Linked DNA regions of Homo sapiens: region 1 is linked to region 2. Evidence: read pairs that join two places in POLR2A ChIA-PET (ENCODE). Cell type or tissue: OCI-LY7. All regions are shown on one strand. Each heading gives the region's core, and the rest is flanking DNA. Links, peaks and the distances in the headings are about the cores only. Region 1 has its middle 36 kb from the start of CYRIA. Region 2 overlaps CYRIA (CYFIP related Rac1 interactor A).

Region 1 (10,463 bases), core at 3,396-8,395, 76 kb after region 2:
TTGAATAAATGGTATCCTTTACCCCAATTTATGTTTTTGTATGCTTTGTCAAAGATCAGTTGGTTGGGCTTTATTTTTAGAATCTCTATTTCTAGATTAGAATACATTATTTCTAGATGCGTTATTTCTAGATTCTATATTCTGTTCCATTGATCCATGTATCTACTTTTATCCCAGTACTGATATGGTTTGGCTGTGTCCCCACCTAAATCCCACCTTGAATTGTAGTAATCCCCAGATGTCAAGGGCAGGGGCAAGTGGAGATAATTGAATCATGGATGTTGTTCCCCCATACTGTTCTCTTGGTAGTGAATAAGTCTCACGAGGTCTGATGGTTTTATAAATGGGAGTTCCCCTGTGCTAGCTCTCTTGCCTGCCACCATGTAAGATGTGACTTTGCTCTTCCTTCACCTTCTGCCAATGATTGCGAGGACTCCCCAGCCATATGGAACTGTGAGTTCATTAAATCTCTTTCCTTTATAAATTACTCAGTCTTGGGTATGTATTTGTTAGCATCATGAAAACAGACTAATACAAGTACCATGCTGTTTTGGTTACTATAGTCTTGTAGTATAATTTGAAGTCAAGTAATGTCATGCCTCTAGATTTAACCTTTTCACTTAGGATTGCTTTGGCTATTTGGACTCTTTTTTGGTTCAATATGAATTTTAGACATTTTTTTCTGTGTGAAAAATGATGTTGGTATTTTGATAGGAATTACTTTGAATCTATAGATTGCTTTGGGGAATATGGTCATTTTCGCAATATCGATTCTTCAAATTCATGAGTATGGGATGTATTTCCACTTGTTTGTGTCATCTATGATGTCTTTCAGCAGTGTTTTGTAGTTCTTGTAGAGATCTTTCACCTCCTTCATCAAGTATATTCTGAGGATTTTTTTTTTTGCAGCTATTGTAAAAGGGACCGACTTTTTGTTTTGATTCTGAGCTTGAGCACTGTTGGTGTATAGCAGTGCTACTGATTTGTGTACATTGACTTTGTAACCTGAGACTTTATTAAATTCATGTATCAATTTAATAGTGTTTTGGAGTCTTTAGGGTTTTCTAGGTATGCAATCATATCATCAGCAAACAGATAGTTTGACATTCTGTTTTCCAGTGTGTATGCCCTTTATTTCTTTCTCTTTCCTGATTGTTCTGGCTAGCACTTCCAGTACTATGTTGAATACAAGTGACAAAAGTAGGCATCCTTGCCTTGTTCCAGTTCTTAGGAGGAATGCTTTCAACTTTTCCCCATTCACTGTGATGATGTTGGCTGTGGGTTTGTCATATATGGCTTTTATCATTTTGAGGTATGTTCCTTCTATGCCTAGCCTGTTGAGGGTTTTTAACATAAAGGGATTTTACTGAATGCTTCTTCTGTGTCTACTGAGATGATCATATGGTTTTTGTTTTTAATTCTGTTTATGTGGTGAATCACATTTATTGACTTGTATATGTTGAAACATCCTTGCATTCCTGGGGTGAAACTTGCCTGATAATGATGAATTATCTTTTTGATGTGCTGCTGGATTTGCTTTGCTTTCTAATTCACAATATATGATGGTTTTACCTTTATGGATCTATTATAAGTTTTTGTTTTCCTTCAGTTAACTTATTGAGCTTAATTATTATTTAATTTATTATCAGTCTTTCTTATTTAGTAATGAAAAACCTTTAAGATTATGGAGTTCTCAAACAAATGAACAAGAAAAAAACAAATAATCCCATCAAAAAGTAGGGAAAAGACATAAACAGACATTTCTCAAAAGAAGATATGCAAATGGCAAAATAACAGATGAAAAAATGCTCAATATCACTAATCATCGGGGGAATGCAAATAAAAACCACAATGAGATATCACCTTAGTCCTGCAAGAATTGCCATTATTCAAAAGTTAAAAAACAATAGATGTTGGCATGGATACAGGGAGAAGGGAACACCTATACTATACACTGCTGTTAGGAATGTAAACTAGTACAACCTCTATGGAAAACAGTATGGGGATTCTTTAAAGAGCTAAAAGTAGTTCTGCCATTCGATACAGCAATTTCACTACTGGGTATCTACCCAAAGAAAAAGAAGTCATTATATGAAAAGGACATTGCACATTTATGTTTGTAGCAGCACAATTCGCAATTGCAAAGATATGGAACCAACCTAAGTGTCCATCAAATAATGAGTAAAGAAAATGTGATATATATATATATATATATATATATATATATATATATATATATCAATTTTACATATATCAATTACATGTATCAATTATATAATTTTGTTATATATATATATATAATGGAATACTACTCAGCCACATAAAAGGAATAAAATAATGTCTTTTGTAGCAACTTGGATAAAGCCGGAGGCCATTATTCTAAGTAAAGTAACGTAGGAGTGGAAAATCAAAAACTGCATATTTGCACTTATAAGTGAGAACTAAGCTATGAATATGCAAAGGGATTCAGGGTGGTATAATAAACTTTAAAGACTCAGAAGTGGGAGGGTAGGAGGAGGGCTAGGGATAAAAAAAAACCTACCAATTGAGCACAATGTACATTACTTGGGTGATGAGTGCACCAAAATCTCAGACTTCACCACCATGTAATTCATCCATGTAACAAAAAACCACTTGTACCCCAAAAGCTATTGAAATAAAAATGTTTAAAAAACATTATGGAGTTCCTTTAGATATGTAAATAACATCTTTTTTAATGTTGTGCTTTTGAGTTAATTCATTGATAATGCGTGATGTTAATTTTAATTTTCTCATTTAACAGAGCAATGTTTTAATTTTTTTAAGTTTGTTAACTTTTTGCTAGTAATTTCCTGTTTTATTACAGTGTGATCAGCACAGAAACAGTACAAGGGACCTGAGGAGATATGGGGGGAGCACCAGCAGTGTCTGCTGTAAGGAAAACTGTTTTGATTTTATCTTCTTAAATCCTTGCTTCACTGGGTGTCATTTGTTCTTTCAATGTGTCCAATTGACAACTTTGAGGCATTATTTTCCTTTTCTTTTTTTTTGATACGAAGTCTTGCACTGTCACCCAGGCTGGAGTGCAACGGCTTGATCTCGGCTCACTGCAACCTCCGCCTCCCGGGTTCACGCGATTCTGCTGCCTCAGCCTCCCGAATAGCTGGGATTACAGGCGCACACCACCACACCCGGCTAATTTTTTTGTATTTTTAGAGATGGGGTTTCACTATGTTGGTCAGACTGGTCTGGAACTCCTGACCTCGTGATCCGCCCGCCTTGCCCTCCCAAAGTGCTGGGATTACAGGCGTGAGCCACCGCCCCCAGCCTCCCTTTTCTATAAACAGAGACAAAAGCGTTCATTTCAGCAACTACCCACATTTCTGTTACTGGTGGATGCTGGGTCAAGTACAGCAAAGGCTCACATGTGAGTTTTTTCTTCTGGAAAATCTCCTGGAATCTCCTGATGGCCACCTGCCATCGTCAGTAAATCATGGAGATTTCTATACTAGCTGGTAATCAGACTCGTGTACAGAGTAGTCCCAGGCCTGGAACTTTATTTCATCAGCATCTTCCTGTCTCTTCTCTTCTGGGGCCTTTGGATATTCTTGCCTGAATTAGGACATGGAATTGGAAATTGGGTGATTTAATCTGTTAAAATAAACAAAAGCAAAGTGTGTGGTCTTTAAAATATATCATGTAATGTAATTAAGAAAATAGCTAATAATTTTTATTCATTTTTACTCAATTCCACCGATTGTAATAGAATCTCTATTATATGTCAGGCACAGTGTTAGGCAAAGGGAGTAAAATAGTTGAAAAGGTCCATCCATTTCACTTGTGAGAGAGAATTTGGTGGGGCAGGGCTGGGAAAGGTTTGTGTAGAAGCGGGTGGAAACTGAATGCTCTGTGGATGGCGGTGCTTTCCCATCCTGGCACAACTGATGATCTGGGGTGATTAATGGGGAGAGGAGACAGGGAGATGTAAGAACAAATCATGGAAGTCTTTATGAGCCATGATTAGAAAATTGAATTTAAAGCGTTACAAAGTCATTAACATTTTAAATGAGGAAGTATCATGACCAATGTGTATTAATGTGCTTGGGCTGCCACAACTAAATACTACAGATTGGGTGACTTAACAGCAGAAATGTATTTTCTCATCCTTCCGAAAGGAGGAAGTCCAATATCAGAGTGCCACCACTGTCGGTTCCTGGTGAAGACTCTCTTCCTGGCTTGCAGATGGCGAAGTTTTCTCTGCACCCTCACACGGTGGAGAGAAAGCGAGCTCTCTGGTGTCTGTTACGAGGACACCGATCCTATCAGATCAGGGACCCACTCTTCTGACCTCATGTAACCTAATTACATCCAAAAAGCCTTGTTCCAATATAGAGTCATATTGGTGGTTAGGGTTTCAACATACGAATTTTAAGGGGACAAAATTCAGTGGACAGCAAACTGTGGACTTAGTTGTAAATTGTTAACGGCATTGTGGACAATAAATATTTAAAAAGCAGCAGTTGACAGGAAGATTAATGATTATTGCAGCAATCTGGGTGGAAATGACAGATAACTTTACAATAGTGGCAGCAGGAATGGAAACAGAAAAAGGACAGAACTAATAGAATTTTGAAAAATAGACTAAAAAATTCAAGGCCAATGTGGGCTGGTGTAAAACGGGGGAAAGCTGGAGAGGTGGAAGATTGATTATTCCCAAGTTTCTGATTTGATTGATTCAATGTATGAATTTTTAAAGCAAGATTTCCCATACATTTTAATTATGGAAAGTCATTATTTTATGACAAGCACAATTCAAAATAACCTTTCCCAAAATATAATGATACAAATTTATAAAAGTAGCTATTAAAAGAAAATTAAATAAAATAAGAATTCAAATAAAGATATTAGAAAAAGAAGAGGACAGATTTACATAAAGAAAATAAAATAGTAAACACAAAACAGGATACTGAGAATTGAAGAACAAAACCAAGAAGATTTGATGAATAAAACCAAGAGATAATTTTTAAAAATCAGTAAAATAGATAAATAGATGATGATCCAATTAAAGAGAGAACACAAGCAAAAATACAACTATAAATGAGGGTGCAATAATAGATATAGATGAGATTAAAAATTATAATAAAATAATTTTTTACTTTCTTATGATATATCAATGTTATTTTTCTTAAAAATATAAATATACAAAATTGAATCAAGAAACAGAAAATCTATATAGAACAATAAACATGATAGATATTAAAGATTTATTACATATATCTTTAATAAAAGCTCTAGGACAAATTGGTTTTACAAGTGATTTATTTCAAACTTTAAAAACACTCAATTGATAAACTGCTCTGAAGCATAGATGAATATGGAAAGTCTCTAAATTAATTTATAAAACTATTATAATCCTGATTTTAAGGAAAAGAAAATTGTTAGAGATAATACCCAAACAATAAATCATAGATGTCTCTCACTTTTAAGTTACAGATATAAAATTCTCAGATATAATACCAGCAAACCAAAATTAATAGTGCATTTAAAAATGCACAATGGCCTTGACCGTATTCTTAGTGAGTTTGTTTTTATCACATATGTTTCTAAAAGGTTTTCTATTTTATTTAAGTTCAAACTTACTGGTACATAGTTATTCCTATTCTCTTACAGTATCTACAGCACATTCTAGTTTTTGGTAATATGTTCAGCATTTAATTTTTTATTCCTGGTGAGTTTTTTTATATTTTATTAGGCTTTGGAAAGAATAACTGTTACTAATACTTGGGTTCTTGCTTTATATTACTGTTTTGTTTGTTTATTGAAAATTATTGTTTACTTTGACTTTCCTGAGTTGTTATTTCACTTTTCTTCATTAGTAGCTCATTTGTTGTCAGTTTTTTAAAATTTTTTACCTTATGCATTTGGCCTTGTATTTTAAAATACTATTTTAATTACATCTCACAATTTTAAGCTGTAGTGATATATTCTGTTCATTTAAAAATATTCTTTCCATTTTTATTTTCTCTTTAACATATGAGTTATTAAAATGAGTTAATATCAAATCTCATATACTTTTAACATTTATGTTTTAATATTTATACTCAATAAAATTTAGTCTTTATGAAAATATTTTATCTTCTTAACTCACTGTTGCTTTTATTCTGACAGTCATTTAGCTGAATAACATCCTTTAGTATATGTATTATTGAATGTATGTTATCATTTAGGAACTGTGTTGTTTTAACTTTCAAGTTGAGTTAAGCAATTTAACTGAAATTAATGTTTGTACGTGATGTACATAATGTGAAGTAGGTGTCAATATTCACATTTTCTAACATAAAATTCCATTTGACCTAGAACCATTTATTGAAAAGGCTGCCTTTTCCCTATGGCTATGCAGAGCCACTTTATTATAAATAAATTCTCATATATATGAGAGTCTATTTCTGAATCTCAATTGGCTCCACTAGGTTCTTTGTCTATCCTAAAGCCAGTGCTGCAGCACTGTAGCTACATACTGTAGCTTTCTAATAATTCTTTCTGTCTGGTTATACCATTTCTCCAATTTTGTTTATTCTTCAAAATTACCATAACTTTTTCTCTTTTGCAGTTCCATTTTAATGTTAATATTAGCTTGTCAATTTTCTCTGAAGAACAATACAAAATAAAGAATCAAAAATAATCTCTCCTATCATGATTTTGATTGCAATGAATCTTTCAATGGATATGGGGAGAATTGATATCTTTATAATGTTGGGCCTTCCAATCAATGATATGGTATATCCCCTTATTTATATATCTTCTTTTGTTTATCTCTATAATGTTTCACAGCTTTCTGTATATAATCCTTATATACCTCTTATATACTTATGTGTTTGATATTTTTCATGCTATTCTAATGGAATACATTTTTAAATTTCATTAACAAATTTTTATTGTTCATATATGAAAATACAGTTTTTGTATATTGATCTACTCAGAGACCTCACTAAAATCATTTACTACTTCTATAGCTTATTGGTAGAGCCTGAGTTTTTTCATCTACAAAAATCATGTAAATTGCAAATAATAAAAAATTTATTTTTATTAAAACTTTTATCAGTTATTTATTTATTTTTTTTGTCTAAATGTATTGCCTAGGACCTCCAATACAATATTAAATAAATAGTGACAGTAGGCATCTCGATCTCATTTTCACTCTCTTGGGAAATTGTTCTGTTTTTTACATTGAATGTGACACTTACTGACATATTTTAGTAGAATACCTTTAACAGGTTAAGGTTATCTATTTCAGATTCTAGATTACTAAGATTTTTTAAAAATATAAATGAGTATTTGATTTTATCAAATGTACATTCAAAAATGAGTTAGTCAGTTTAATGCCAATGACTGAACTGTATACATTTTAAAGCAAATTATAAACATGAAAATTGACTCAAGAAGAAATAAAAATCCTCAAATGTTACCATCGAATAACTTTATAGTTAAAATGTTCAGTCACCAACAACCCCACTCCACACATTCCCCAGGCCTATTTTACCTCCTACCAAGGAACAATAACTATTAAATAATAGAAAATATTACAGAGACTAGGAAAAGAGGGAAACTGACCGGCACTTTTGATAAGACTATTACAGTCTTGAAACCAAAGCTGGTCACAGCTCATTCAAGTTAGGAAACACAAGGCAAGTCCCTTTGAACACCTATCTGATTGTGTTGGAATTTATGTCTTAAGCCTCATATCTCTTGGATTCTATTTTCCATTTTGCACAGCTCTCCTGCATTCTGGATGGTTCTTTTGATTTTTGTATTGGTTAATCAATTGTTAAGCCAAGATGCTGAATTCCCTGCCCCTCAGTTTTAGCCCCTTTATTTTTATTTTTAGATTTGCCTATTATGTTTTTATTCTATTATATTCTTACATTGTACCTTTCCTTTCTTAATTTGCTTTTTGAAACACTTTAAATATTCCTAATTAAAGTATCTTCTTTGGGTACAAATTCCCATGTCTTTTGCCATTGCTGATGATACCACATGGCAGTTTTTTTCTGTGGTTTCTAATATCCAGTGGAGTTCGTTTTTGTGGGAATCCTGAGTGTAGAATGATTTGTAGAAGCAGTCATCTGGAGATCCATGAGATTAATCAGGACCAGGTCCTTTCTGACAATAGTTTCCCAATCAGGAATTTTTACATCTTCTGAAAAGTATTCATAAGAGCTACATGGTAGTGTTCTTTACAGTTTTAGAGGTTTAATCTCTGCCTCTGTCTCCTCCTTGGTTAAGCCATCCTGCTCCTTGTCCAACAGGTGGAACATTTCTAGCCTCAGTACACAGGTAGCGTAGCTTCTGTTATGCTGGGCTTTGTGCAGTGAGGCCACTTCAGACTGCCTCGGAATACGTGGCCATATTTTTTTCATTTCTCCCACAGATATTTAAACCTCAGCTCCTGAACCATGTATTCGATATAAGTACTCACAGGAATTTTTCTTGGCTTAAACTTTCACTCACAGCTGTAAAAATTTGAGTTCACTTGTCTTTTTTTTCTCTTATTGGGAGAAGTGTGGAAGCGAGATGGAGCTAATTCTCAGCCTATCATCTTGCCTGATGTCTGGAGTATGAATTAATAAATACAATTTAAAAACAATATGCTTCTCTCATTTGTAAAACGTCCTTTGTTTATTTTGCAAATAGGTGAATTAACTAATGGATATCTGTGTCCCTGAACAAGATAATGAAATTGTTCACGATTCAGTTTACAGTTTATTAGGTACTTAGTGCATTTAGCACGTCAGATGCACCACATTAAAAGAAATAACAGCAAATTCACAACCACAAATGCCTTCCTAATCCACTTGTCCCACTAGAGCTCATAGAAAAGGCCTTTGAAGTAAAAATTAATGGTGACTTTGTTTAGTTGTGGATGTCTAAAATCAATGCCCCAAGAAAAGTTTCCTAAGTTGAAGGAATGAAAGGAGCTTTTCTTCACTTAGCTTCTCCTTCTGAAATGCATTTTGCACCTGCTCTGGTTAGAATATCCTGGGCCCCAAATCTTTGTTCTCTATGGAATACTCACATGCTTCCTCCATTATTTAGGGGTGGGGGCCTGTCTTCCTGATAATTGGTGGGTCTGATCAGCATCTGGGGAGCTATCCAGACGGCCTACAACCCAGAAAGAGTTGTCTGGAGTATAAAGTATTGGCTTTTAATGTGGATAAACCAAAATCAATAAGTAAACCAGTCTTTTTTCTTTCTTGTGTGTGTATGTGTGTATGCATTCATGTACTCATGCACGGCAGTCCTGCAGTATTAAAGGAATTGGCATCTGTAATAAAGTTAGAGCTTTCCGATCTAACTGGGACTTCTGTCTCACTATACTCAAGGCTAAGCCTGTCTCTAAATGCTTCAGTTGGTCATCACGGGCTCTGCAAATTGGATAAGACCTTAGAGATCAACTCATTTATCAATCTCTCTGTATAGACGGAGAAACTGAGGACCAGTGAGGGGAAAGTTCTACAGGTCCCAGAGGATCAAAGTTTAAATGTGGTTGTTCTGAAAGGAAAGAAAGGAGCGTGCCTTCTTGAGCATTTAGATCACACATTGGATGCGTGACTAGGAAAACAGCTACTGGGAAGATGCTTTGTTGACTTCTTTCTTTGTGTGTCAGTCAGTTACCTCTTCTTTTCACCAGAGAAAGAAAAGCAAATCCTAATTATGACTCCTTTGCCTTGCAATGAGACCAGATTAATAATAACAGCCACCTTAGTGTATTGGTTTTTTCTCACACTGCTGCAAGAACTACCTGAGACTGCGTAATTTATGAAGAAAAGAGATTTAATTGACTCATATTTCTGCAAGTTGTACAGGAAGCATAGCTGGGAGGCCTCAGGAAACTTACAGTCATGGAGGGAAGGTGAAGGGGAAGAAAGTGCCACACACTTTTAAACCATCAGATCTTGTGAGAACTCTATTAGGAGATAGCACTAGGGAGATGGTTCTAAATCATTAGAAATCACTTCCATGATCCAATCACCTCCCATTAGGTCCCTCCCCCAACACTGGGGATTTCAATTCAACATGGGATTTGGGTGGGGACACAGAACCAAACCGTATCACTTGAGCTGGCATTGATTGTGCTCTAGGGATGTGGATTCAGGGTTTTCCAGGTCACCTGCAAATGCTACTTAAGGTCTCAATATTTTATTCCCATAGGACAAAATATTCCATATTCCTAGGAAAGTCCAGCAAGTTCAAAGAGTAAATGCTGACTTCTAGGTGACAGATGAGACAATTTTCAGAAAGCTGGTTTAGATCAAGGGCAAAGGGAGAGAGTCTTCGAGCTCTGAGTGCCAATCAGTGTGCTCCATGGCAGAGTGGATCAACATAGACTGACCCTCACACCTAGCTCTAATTGTCCGGTACCTGTTCCTTACACCAGCCAGTGTCTTAAACATCTTGATATTTATTTGTTTTCCTGACCAGCTATT
Region 2 (10,463 bases), core at 2,068-7,067:
TCTGGGGAAGAGAAAGGAAGGGTAGAAGAATCTCCAGAAAAGCCAGCCAGAACATAAACACCCAAGTCCTTTCTGCCCTCGCTTCATTCCACAGGCTCCTCATTCCTTCTGCTCCAATCCTACTGGTCACTCGAGACTGGGTAAAGCCCAAGTGCATTCCCCGATCAGAGATTTAGTTCTGGCTCTTCCTTCTAGCCTTGCTCCCTCACTTTCTCCAGATGCTGCCCAAATAATGCCTTATCCAGAGGTGTTCCCTGGCACTGTATATAAAACAGTAATGTCCATTTCCCTCAACTCTCTAGCTCTCTGACTTAGCTTTATTTTTTTCTGCTTTATTTTTTTCATAGCACCTAATACTACCAGATGTAATACATACATGTTTGCTACTTGTTGATGATCCCTTGATCCTACTTGAATGCAAGCTCCTTGAGAACAGGAACTTGGTTTTGTTCTGTCCTGTATCCCTAGCACCAAGATAGTGCGAGCCACCCACTGCATGGTTCATGTTCCATGAACATCTACTGACTGAATGGATGACTGGGTGAATGACTGCCTTAGAAAAGCTAACAGGCAAGGAAGAAAGCCCTGAATGAGCATGTGCTTGGACCCTGACTGTCTTGCTGAGTGCCAGGCCAGGATACCGGCCCCAAATCAATTGACCCTTACTCTTGGTCTTGGATGTAGGCTAGTCTGAAGGGAAAAAGCCACCGGGAGGGAATTAGTTTTCAGCTAATACCTCATGGGACAAAGGGCTAGGAAAGTAGTAGTTCTAACTTTGGGTATGGCAGAGAAAACCTTCCAATGGCCAGGCTGGAGAGGCAATCTGGCTAAAGTCCGGGTGAGAAAAGGCTTCTATGGATGAAGAGCTCTGAAATAAAAAGGCTGTTAACAGTTTCTCTCCTTTTTAAATCGTTGGGGCTTAACAGTATTTGTGGACAAGGCCTGTCCTAGATTTTAGGCACAAGGCTCAAATGAAATCCAGATATGGGATCAAAGCTATATTCAAGTAGCTCTAAAAAAGGGTAGGTAGGGAAAGGAGCTGGTATTTGCTGAGGTCTCCTGTAACAAGAAACCATGCTCATGCGTGATCTCACTTAATCCTCAACACCAGCTTATAACATGGAGTGTACTATCCCTACCTTACAGGTGGGGAAACAGAAGCTTGGGGATTTAAAATGGTGATTTAAGCAAAATCACTGAGCCAACACAGAGCACAGCTGAGATCTGAAGTCATGTGTGTCTAAGTCGCAAAACTGTTCTCCTTCCTCTGAATTATGCTATAGCTCAGAAACCACTCTAGAGAAAGAAACCACAAGAGGAAGAAAGGAAGCAGGCATGAGATAAACATGTTCCCCAAAGAATAAGAGTCTGGCATAAGAAACAAGTCTGGGATAAGACAATCCTGGGAATGCAAAACAAGCTTTAGATATCACCTGGTCTTACCTTCTGTCCTGTGCTTAGCTTCGTGAAATGCTTCTGGTTTTAGTTTTTCAGAAAAGTCAAGGTATCTAGCTGAAAAAGAGCTTCAAGACAGGATAGCAGAAGATAACACCAAAAACTAGTGCAAGAGTGAAGATGTGTGGCCATCTCAGTGTGTTGGCATTTTTTTCATGACTCCTGACCATGATTCCTTACACTGGGCCTGCGTAAGAGAGATGTGTTAATATACCACAATCCAGGCAGCTGAACGCTTGACCAAACTTTAGTCATCTAGGAGGAATGTCAGCCTACATCAGGTGCAACTCCAATGAAGACATTCTAGTAGATGTGGCCACATTCCTTGCACATAAGAAGGAAAGGATCCATAAGTGACTGGGAGGAGGGGAGAGAGACGAGCAATAAGCAGACAGAGACATTGCGTTGGTGGTCAGGAAAGCGGGTGATGAGAATGGTTAGCTGCAGCCTGTCTGCTGTAAGCGCCCTTGGATGAAACTTCATGAACTGAATTTGTTTCTAAAGATGTTGTAGCAGGTGGGATGCAAGTCCGTTCTCTGACATGGGATCTAAATTCCATCTCAGATTGGCTACCAAAGGACCTCTCCTCCTACTGTCTAAATCTAGTTGGCTAGCATGGGCAGAAAGGAACACTAAATGATTCTGCAAGGAAAAAGGAACCTAGATCTACAGCTCGACTCTGTTCTTCCCCTGCATGTAATTCTCAGCTACCCTCTTTCATTCCTTAACCCTCAAAAGCCTCAAGATAGCACAGATCCCACTCAGAATACAGCTATAGAACCCAGAGCCTTGAACCTTTTCCTTAATAGTTTCATGTCTTTCATAACATAAGCATGCATACGACATACTTCCTGCAGTATAATGATGGTTATCAGTGTGCTACACGTTATAACGAAAGTCAATTGTTTCTTACCTGGAAATATCTCCTGTGATTCAGTTTCACCAATCCAGGCTGATGGGATGAACCAGCTTAGCTGCTGTCTGGCCAAAGTAAGTTGGACTTCCCAAATCAGGACGGTGGCCTCCTAGAGTCCTGTAGCTTTTCTGTCCTTAAGATGGTGGTACCCTGCTAAAAAGGGAATGCAAGTCATGTTACTGTGAGAAGCAATTTCCTATTCTCCACTAGTCACAATGTATTTTTTAAGGAGAGCAGAGAGTCACAAGATCACAGATTATCAGGCCTGAAGGACATCTAAGAGATAGTCTTGTCTAATTCTTTCATTTTATAATTAGGGGATTGAGGCTCACAGAAGAAAGCAGCCTCACTCAGGGACTCAGCAGTTTGGGAGTTGAATCCACATTGGAACATGTCTCTGACTCTCTGGCCTTTGACATATTTTTTAAATGCAGCCACATGGTCAGGCTGACTTCTCAAACAAGTGGTCATTGACCTTGAATGGGAAGTCTTTTTATTTTTTATTTTTTGTTTAACACATTTTGAAAAAGGGAGGTGGCACTTTTTCCAGATTGCTGTTTTTGTAGTTTCACCCCTGGGAGCTAAATTAGTAAAACAGCCCACCTCAGGCATGTGGTTGGGATGGTTCTCCCTGTTTCTCATTAGAAAAATATTGTTATAAAATACCATGACCCATGAACACAGTGACACAGTGGGGAGTGAGCACTGCTCTTCAGTGAGAAGCATATGTGGGCCCAGGTCTCTCTCTCTCTCTCTCTTTCTGTCCACGTTTCAGAGAAACACAGCAACAGACATGAACTCTTTTTCCATGAGTATCATTTATTGCAGGGTTTTTTTCCTGGCTCCTGTGCATTTGAATGGCCACTCCTTTGTGCAGAAAACCAAATCATAGAAAATAGAGGGGAGCTTTCACTTATTAAGCAAATATCTGTCAGGCATACCATGAGAATTGTATAAATATACTTTCTTATTAATTTGTCCTCAAAAAATCCCAGTGAGATACCATTAATTCCATTTTTCCAAAGAGGTAGGAAACCAATCTTTCAAGAGCTAGGATGATCTACAGAGTCAAAAAGAGATACAATGCAGAAGCAGAAATAAACTCATGTCTCCTAAATCTACTTTTTGCTATCTAAACTGAACTATATAGTTTGTTACTAGGGCAAACACTAGAGTTGTCTGTTTTTTCCAATGTTTCAGCTCAAATGCATGAGACAGTTCTTTAAAGCTGAAACTGTGGTAAGGGCATGAAAGATTATTTTTATTAGATTCTCTTTCTGATGGGGGTGGGGGATGGTGGTGGGCTTGTGGGGGAAGTAGGGGTCTAAAGTCCAAGACTTCCTGCCAGGCTCCCAGCTGGGGCTCCCAGGCCCCCAGAGGCTGGGCTGGTTCTGGCTCTCAGCAGCAGGGGCAGCAGCAAGAGGGCACCTCAGGAAGTCACAATTATCAACGCTCCCTGGCTCAAGGCTTTGTTCCTGTTCTCAGACAACAAGGGACATGCCAGGAGAGATGGGGTGGGGGTGGAGAAAGAGGAAGAAAAAACAGGAAGTGAAGTGGGGGAGGAGGGAAGGAAATGATAGAGAAAACACAGCAACTCTGAAATGTCCTTGGCTTGATGAGAAAGTGATTTCTGAGTGGACGTTAGTGGAGCTGGGCCCTGCATTTTAGGAAACCGGATTGTGATGGTAACAGGGCAGGGCAAAGACGTTTACTTCCTCCAAACTCAGGGTTGGGGTCCACAAATTCCACTTCCCACCACCAAGCACCGCCTGGCACAGGGATGTTTTCCACACCTCAGGTGTAGACATGGAAGGTGGTGAATTTCCAAAGAAGGATTCTGGGGTAAGGCCCTGTTCCTCACCTTTTGACTGTGGCTGAGGGGCCAGGCGTGTCACAAAAGGATCTGGAAACAAGAGAAAAGCTCTCAAAGTGATCAGGTATCAGGGAGAGCTATCCCATCCTCACTGCTTTTTTTTTTTTTCTCAAATGTCCTCAGAATTGAACCCATTTTCAGTGTGCATGACTGGGATGGATTCACTCAGCTGGGTTCAGCACAAATGCTGCTATTTTCCACCACAAAACCAAGAGGGTCAGTCAGGCGGAACACCGGGTTTCCTCCTGATCATCATTCTAAGACACCTCCTGCTTGTCTTCCTGTCCATTTTGTTGACTCCATTTACTTACTGAGGCTTACAGAAATTCCCCAACTCCAAATGCACATTGTAAAGAATGACAGTCACCTGGTAACTTGAACAACCACACACAGAGATGACCCTAATAATAACTTAATAACCGAATACCACTTCTACTAATGCTAATACTATTCATAGACCCCTGATGGGCACCAAGGGGTAGAGAATGCAGAGCCCGTAAGCCATCACATACTGGTTCCCCTACTCCAGCGGGCCCCCTGTACTGGCTACGCATCTAAGAAGCTCACAAAAAATACAGACCCAATCCAGAGCAGCGGTCAGGAAACTTGTACGGTTAAAAATCTTCTGAGAGGGTTTTAGTGCCACCAACTTGGCTCTGATCCATGGACTAGCATTCAGTTAACACGGACCCCCACTCAGCTCTCACCCTCACCCCACCTTCTCCCACCTTACAGATGCAACCACAAAGGCTCGCCAAGGGCAGGGGCTCACTCCAGGTCCCACAGCTAATGGCCTCCCAGGGATCTGCCCCACTACTCCAAACCAAACATAGAACAACAAAAAGTCAGCATATGTTTGAGAGGACTCCAAGCCTTCTGAAGCAATTGCTGATGGTTTACTGTGTGAGTCACCCCGGGGCCAAGTGTCCATTAGGGAGAACAGAGAGCAAGGGGGGAAAGAAACTGAAAACTCTCATCTCGCATCTCCACAGGCAGCACAACCTCACATATCACCAGCAACACCAGCATGCATTTGCTCCCATCCAAGCAGCCACAGGCGGCCCAGGCTACTTCCACAGTGCTATGCCCTGTGCCTGGCCTGGTGGGGCTTCACACCACACAACACAATCAGGAGTTTGCCCTTCTGTAGCACCTGGCAGCCAGTGAAATGCTTTTCCATATCTTTTCATCTTTGCTCATTTTGAGAGCGGTACAAAGCTGAGGGGTAATCACCCCAGTTTATAAATGGAGAAGCCGAAATCAGAGACAGGAGGTGCCTTATCCAGAGTCTCAAAACAGAACTAGGGCCCGAAATAGGCATCTCCTGTCTTCCAGTCTAGCGACCTTTCCCCATGTCCTGTCCCACCCCACCCCATTCAGGGGAGGGCTAGGGAAGAGCTTCAAACGGCTGCTGCCTTCCCCTTCTGAATGGCTCTGGAAATAGAAAAGCAAGGCACAACAACTGAAGGGAAGGCAATATCCACTACGGGAGGCCGAAAGGGCCCCAAAGACTGTGTCCCCACCCTCCGGGGTGGGCAATCAAGGGACCCAAAGCCCAGGGTGGGGCATGCTTGTGCCCACAGTTCACCAGCAGCAGAGCTTAGACTGAGTCCCTCAATGCCAGAAGCACAGAGCAACACTGAGAAACCAGAAGGGGCAGGTGTTTGGATAATAAAAATAGCTAACACTGATCAAGTACTTACTGTGTGTTGGGCTTTGTTTAGCACTGTACATGTAGTGACTCCCTGAAACCTCATGGCAACCAAACTAGGTAGGCATTATTATTGTCCCCTTTTACAGAAGAGGTAACTGAGGCACAAAATGATTAAGTCACTTGTCCATGGGATTTAGCTTTTGAGTGATAGAGTCAAGGTGTGAACTTAAGCAGTCTGGCTCAAATTCTGCAAAGCCAAATAGTGGAAAGAAAGAGAATAAAGCAAATACACTAGGAACAGATGACACCTTCCTTCAAAAGGAGAGAAGGAAGATAGGAGACTCTCCAGGCAGGAAAGACTGACAGCTGCTGTGCAGGCAGAATTAGGAATTTGGTACCTAGTGCCCTCTGGGTAGCAGCCGACCAATGTCAGGCAACACCAGTAAATGACATCCTGGTGTTGGTGTTTATACAGCATGGCTGGGCCAGGGAGGGGATGAAGGCAGGGCCTGAGATGGGTGGAGGGGATGATGCCTTGGAAAGCCAATTCCTATGTCCCAGAGAGATGGAGCAGCTGGGCGGGCAGGCAGGCGGTTCCCTTTCTGCATCCCCAGCACCAGCAGTGCACACATGCCCGGGACACCAGGCTTCGGGGATGCCACTGGGTTTCAGCCTCATGATGCCTGGGAAGCCAGGAAAGACAGGGGTCATCTCTCACCATTTCTACAATGAAGAGCTAAAGCCAAAAACAGTCACAGCCCTAGAATAATAACAACAACAACAGCCACCATTTGTTGGCAGGTTATGATTTGTCAGGAAATATTCTAGATGTGTATATAGATTATGTAAAAATGATACCAACTCTGAGAGGTCCATATGATTATTCTTAATTTGCAGTTGAGGAAAGCTAAGTAATTCTATAAAGGTCAAAGCTAGCAGGCTATGAGAAAGGATCTGAACCACCATTTATCGGACTGTGAGGCCCCTGATCTCACCTCAAAGCCGTGTGTGCTGTGAAATGGTTAAGTGACTTACCCACAACTGTGCAGCTGTGCTAACCCACAGCCAGCTTCTGGGCTGTCAGAGCACATGGGCACAGGCGTTTACTTCCACATACTCCCTACGCTACACATCCACACTAAGTGCTGCTAACCACTTTTATATACACAGTCATACAGTTGGGGTGATTTAATGGTTTATCATCCAAACGAGGATACCTCTGAGAGTGAAAGGGGGCCCTTTTAATAATATTGCTGGGACAACAGGCAGACACCAGGACTGTCCTAGGCATGTAAGAACATGCAGTCACCCGAATACAATCCACACTCCCACAGGCTGGTTATTTTTATGTCCAGTTGTGTTGGTAGAGGACCCTTCTGGGCAATGCCTTGCTTCCCAATCCACACAAATACTCTTTCCAAATAATCCACTCTCCCTGTGTTCACCTGCCTGTCTTCTGAATTCACGGAGCTTGTTGGCCTTATAGATAAACAGGCTGATGCCACTTGGTTATAAAGCAGTCATGTTATGGTTTGAGAAGGCAGGGTGTCACTAATTCAAACAGTGTATTTTAAAAGACTGGTGGGTTCCTTGTGCCCTGGAAGCCCCGGAACCCTAATACCCAGCTGTTCTGATAAGCAGCCTGTCCCTCAAGAGTGAGGACTCTGTGGCTGTCCCATTGAGGACAGCCTGAGACAAGCAGATGGGAAACCAGCACGGGAATACAGCTGCCACCACTACTGGACCTGCTGGAGAAACCGCAGTCTACTGGGAGGACACAGACCTGGGGTCCTCAGGGGACAGGCGCATCTCTAAGACAAGGCCTGGCCTTTTTCTGCTGCCAGCAGGCACCCATCATGCGTGGGAGTGAGCAGCTCTAACCTGGTGAGAGATCCTCCCTTTTCCCCTGACTGGGCCTAGTGGGGAAGGAGGTGGTGTTTAAAGCTCGTTTTTGTTTTACTCTTTCCCTAAGAATCTGCCTTCTTAGGAATCTCTGACAAGAGGAAGGAAGAATCTGCTGTTCTTTTGAAGCCAGGAAATCACTCTTAACAAACTCTCCCATCAATACAGGTAAAGTGCAGAGCTAATGAGAAAGCAGAGGGCATTTGTCTGTTCTCTGAAGAGACCGTTTCTGGCGTATGTTTAATCATGGAGCATCATAGGACCTCGAGGCCAGGGATTTTCAGAGGCCCCAGAGAAGCCTGCCAGCTCCTAGCAGCCCTAGAAACTGGCAGGGCTCTTGGAGGCACTGACGTGCAGGGCTCTGGGCCCTCATCCTGTGATAAAAGGAATAGAGATATTTTTTACCTGTTTTGTGTAGGGGCTTCTGCAAGTGATGATTTTTTGGTAAATAGACCTTTTTGCAAATTAGGCCATGTGCACAGGTTGTGGGAATTAGGGAATGCACTTATCTTCTTACGGGTTACCATTCAACACACAACAGCTGTGATTATGACTATATGTTATAATGTTATTCTGGGGGATGCTTAAGACCTAGAAAAGGAAAGGATTTGTCTGATGCCACCCAGCATGCAGCCTTCCCATGGTGGGAAGCCGAGCATGGAAGAAGCCCAGAGACCAGATAGTGACTAACTGGGAGTGGCCGTGGCTCAGGCAGTCCTAGACAGTCAGAGGCCAACACGCCGGTGATGATGGTGATGGGGCAGAAGATACCAACCCTTATTCACTGAGCATTGACTGTGTGCCAGGCATGGTCTAGACATCACCTGGATGTTCTACCAGCCCTCGCCCCACTCTTGCTGGAAATGGCAGTGCTCCTATTATCCACATCTTACAGATAAGGAGCTGGACAGTCACTCAGAGAGGCTGAGTGATGAGCTCTGGGTTAATGGCGAGTAGATAACGAAGTGCGCATTTGGACTCACATCTGAGGGACCCCCACCTGGGCCCTGACCACTGTACTCTACAGCAAAGGAGAGGACCCAGGCCACCCTCAGAGGTGGTGTTTATGAGTCATGGGGCAGAGAAGGCAATTGCAAGTGGCAAATGGTAGCAGAACCAGAACAAGAGCCCAGATCTCTACTCCTGGGCTCACATTAGTCCCATTTCCCAAGGCTGTAGTTTAACATCTCTCTGTGGTCTTTGTAACACCTGAATGGCCATTAAGGTGAGTGCACCCATGTTCAGGGCAGGAAAACACCTGCCAAACTGGCTGCAGCATTCAGGAAACTCCACCAAGCTTTTCGATGAGTTCACATTGCACTGCCTGAACACAACCGCTGGGGTGGGTTCCTTCTCCTTGAGACTGCATTTTAGAATGTCAGTTACACCAGGTCTCCTTTGAGTGAGGAAGTGGGAGACACATTAGAAACCCAAGGAGACCAGCTTCCTCTTCTCAGACAACCCCAAGCAACAGCACAATTGGATGTCAGACAAAGGGTCATTTTTACCTCCCCTCTTCCCATCCACGGCTCCAACTACAGGAGCATCACCATTAGGGAGGGGTAAGGGGCACACCTTAAGCAGGTTTGAGATGTCAGCGGCTGACAGCCTGCCTTGTCTCCATCAGGAAGGCAGCAATAAGACAAAAACCAACAATCTGGGCTGTGGAGTCTGAGCCTGACCACCCCCAGGTGATGCAAGCCAGGAGGTTGCCTTGACTTGGTCTTGACCCGGGTCTACCCCTAACTTGGCCTTGGCTGGGCTGTGTGACCTTTAGTCAGTCACTACTGTCAGATCCTCAGATACAACACCTGTTAAATGCAGATCATATGGAGATATATACCAGCAAGCCTCTTTGGACTACTTTGAAAACCAAATGAGCTATTATATTTGTGTTCGTGTTTTATCTCCACCATTGAGTGGAAAGTTACTTAATAGGAGAGGTCATGTCTCATTCATCTTTACAAATGATTGTAACTAGCCCAGAGCCCTGCACAAATGAGAAGAGGTGATGGTTGAATTGTAAACTTCAGCTTCTCTGAGGGCAGTGAATAGCCCAGCGTAGCTGGGGAGGAAGGAAAGAGGTGGCAGAGATACAGTGAGTAGATGAGTGGAAAAAGAGGCTGTTGTCAGGCTGTGGAGGACTTTACACATACTGATGCTTCTAAATTTCATCTGTAGCTGGATGGTAAGCTGATATCCCAAATGCTTTAGTAAGCATTAGTGGAGGATGGGGCTGTAGAAAGAGCCTGGGGACTCAAGCCCAACAATCATAAACCTCAGTCTCAGGTCTTTGGAGCTAAGCCTTAGTTGCCTTATCTGCAAAATGAGAATAACAACTTCATTCCAGGGTCATTAGGGATACCTAGCATTTAAAGTGACCAGTGCAGTATTTAGTATCTATTTGAATTTCAGCAAATACTACTGCCCTAAATGAGTGAGGCCAAGCTGACCTTGACTATCAGATGTAACGGTATGTTACAGAGGTTCTAGGCCAACGCTGCCTTGGAGTGAGAAACTAAGCAATGGTACCATGGCCACGCTGCAGTGAGGACAATCTAGAGTCAGTCTGGCTACAGTCATGTGTTGTCCAAGTTTCCAGCAATCCTGGTATGCTCTGGTATATCCTGTGAACACCTACAGCCCTCATGTACCCAAAGGCC

Evidence for each region. ChIA-PET counts read pairs that join two places held together with the same protein. Peaks named below come from ENCODE experiments on the same cell type or tissue, not always from the same donor. Only the 100,000 strongest peaks of a DNase experiment are listed, where the experiment ranks them.
Region 1: POLR2A ChIA-PET joins it to region 2 with 5 read pairs; 3 of 35 experiments call an interaction of 5 or more read pairs at or near these places.

The regions. Positions count from the first base shown.
Region 1 is chr2:16,696,554-16,707,016 of GRCh38, forward strand. No RefSeq gene overlaps it. Among named protein-coding and RNA genes, the nearest start is that of CYRIA, 36 kb to the left of the region's middle. In OCI-LY7, for the core only: no CTCF peak of the experiment used is centred there; no DNase peak of the experiment used is centred there.
Region 2 is chr2:16,621,496-16,631,958 of GRCh38, forward strand. CYRIA (CYFIP related Rac1 interactor A) reads right to left here. Exons shown (of 12, transcript NM_030797.4): 2 at 2,369-2,524. Among named protein-coding and RNA genes, the nearest start is that of CYRIA, 39 kb to the right of the region's middle. In OCI-LY7, for the core only: a CTCF peak has its summit at 3,797; DNase peaks (open chromatin) are centred at 3,876, 4,466, 5,906, 6,956 and 1 weaker place; H3K4me3 peaks cover 4,273 bases; H3K27ac peaks cover 5,000 bases.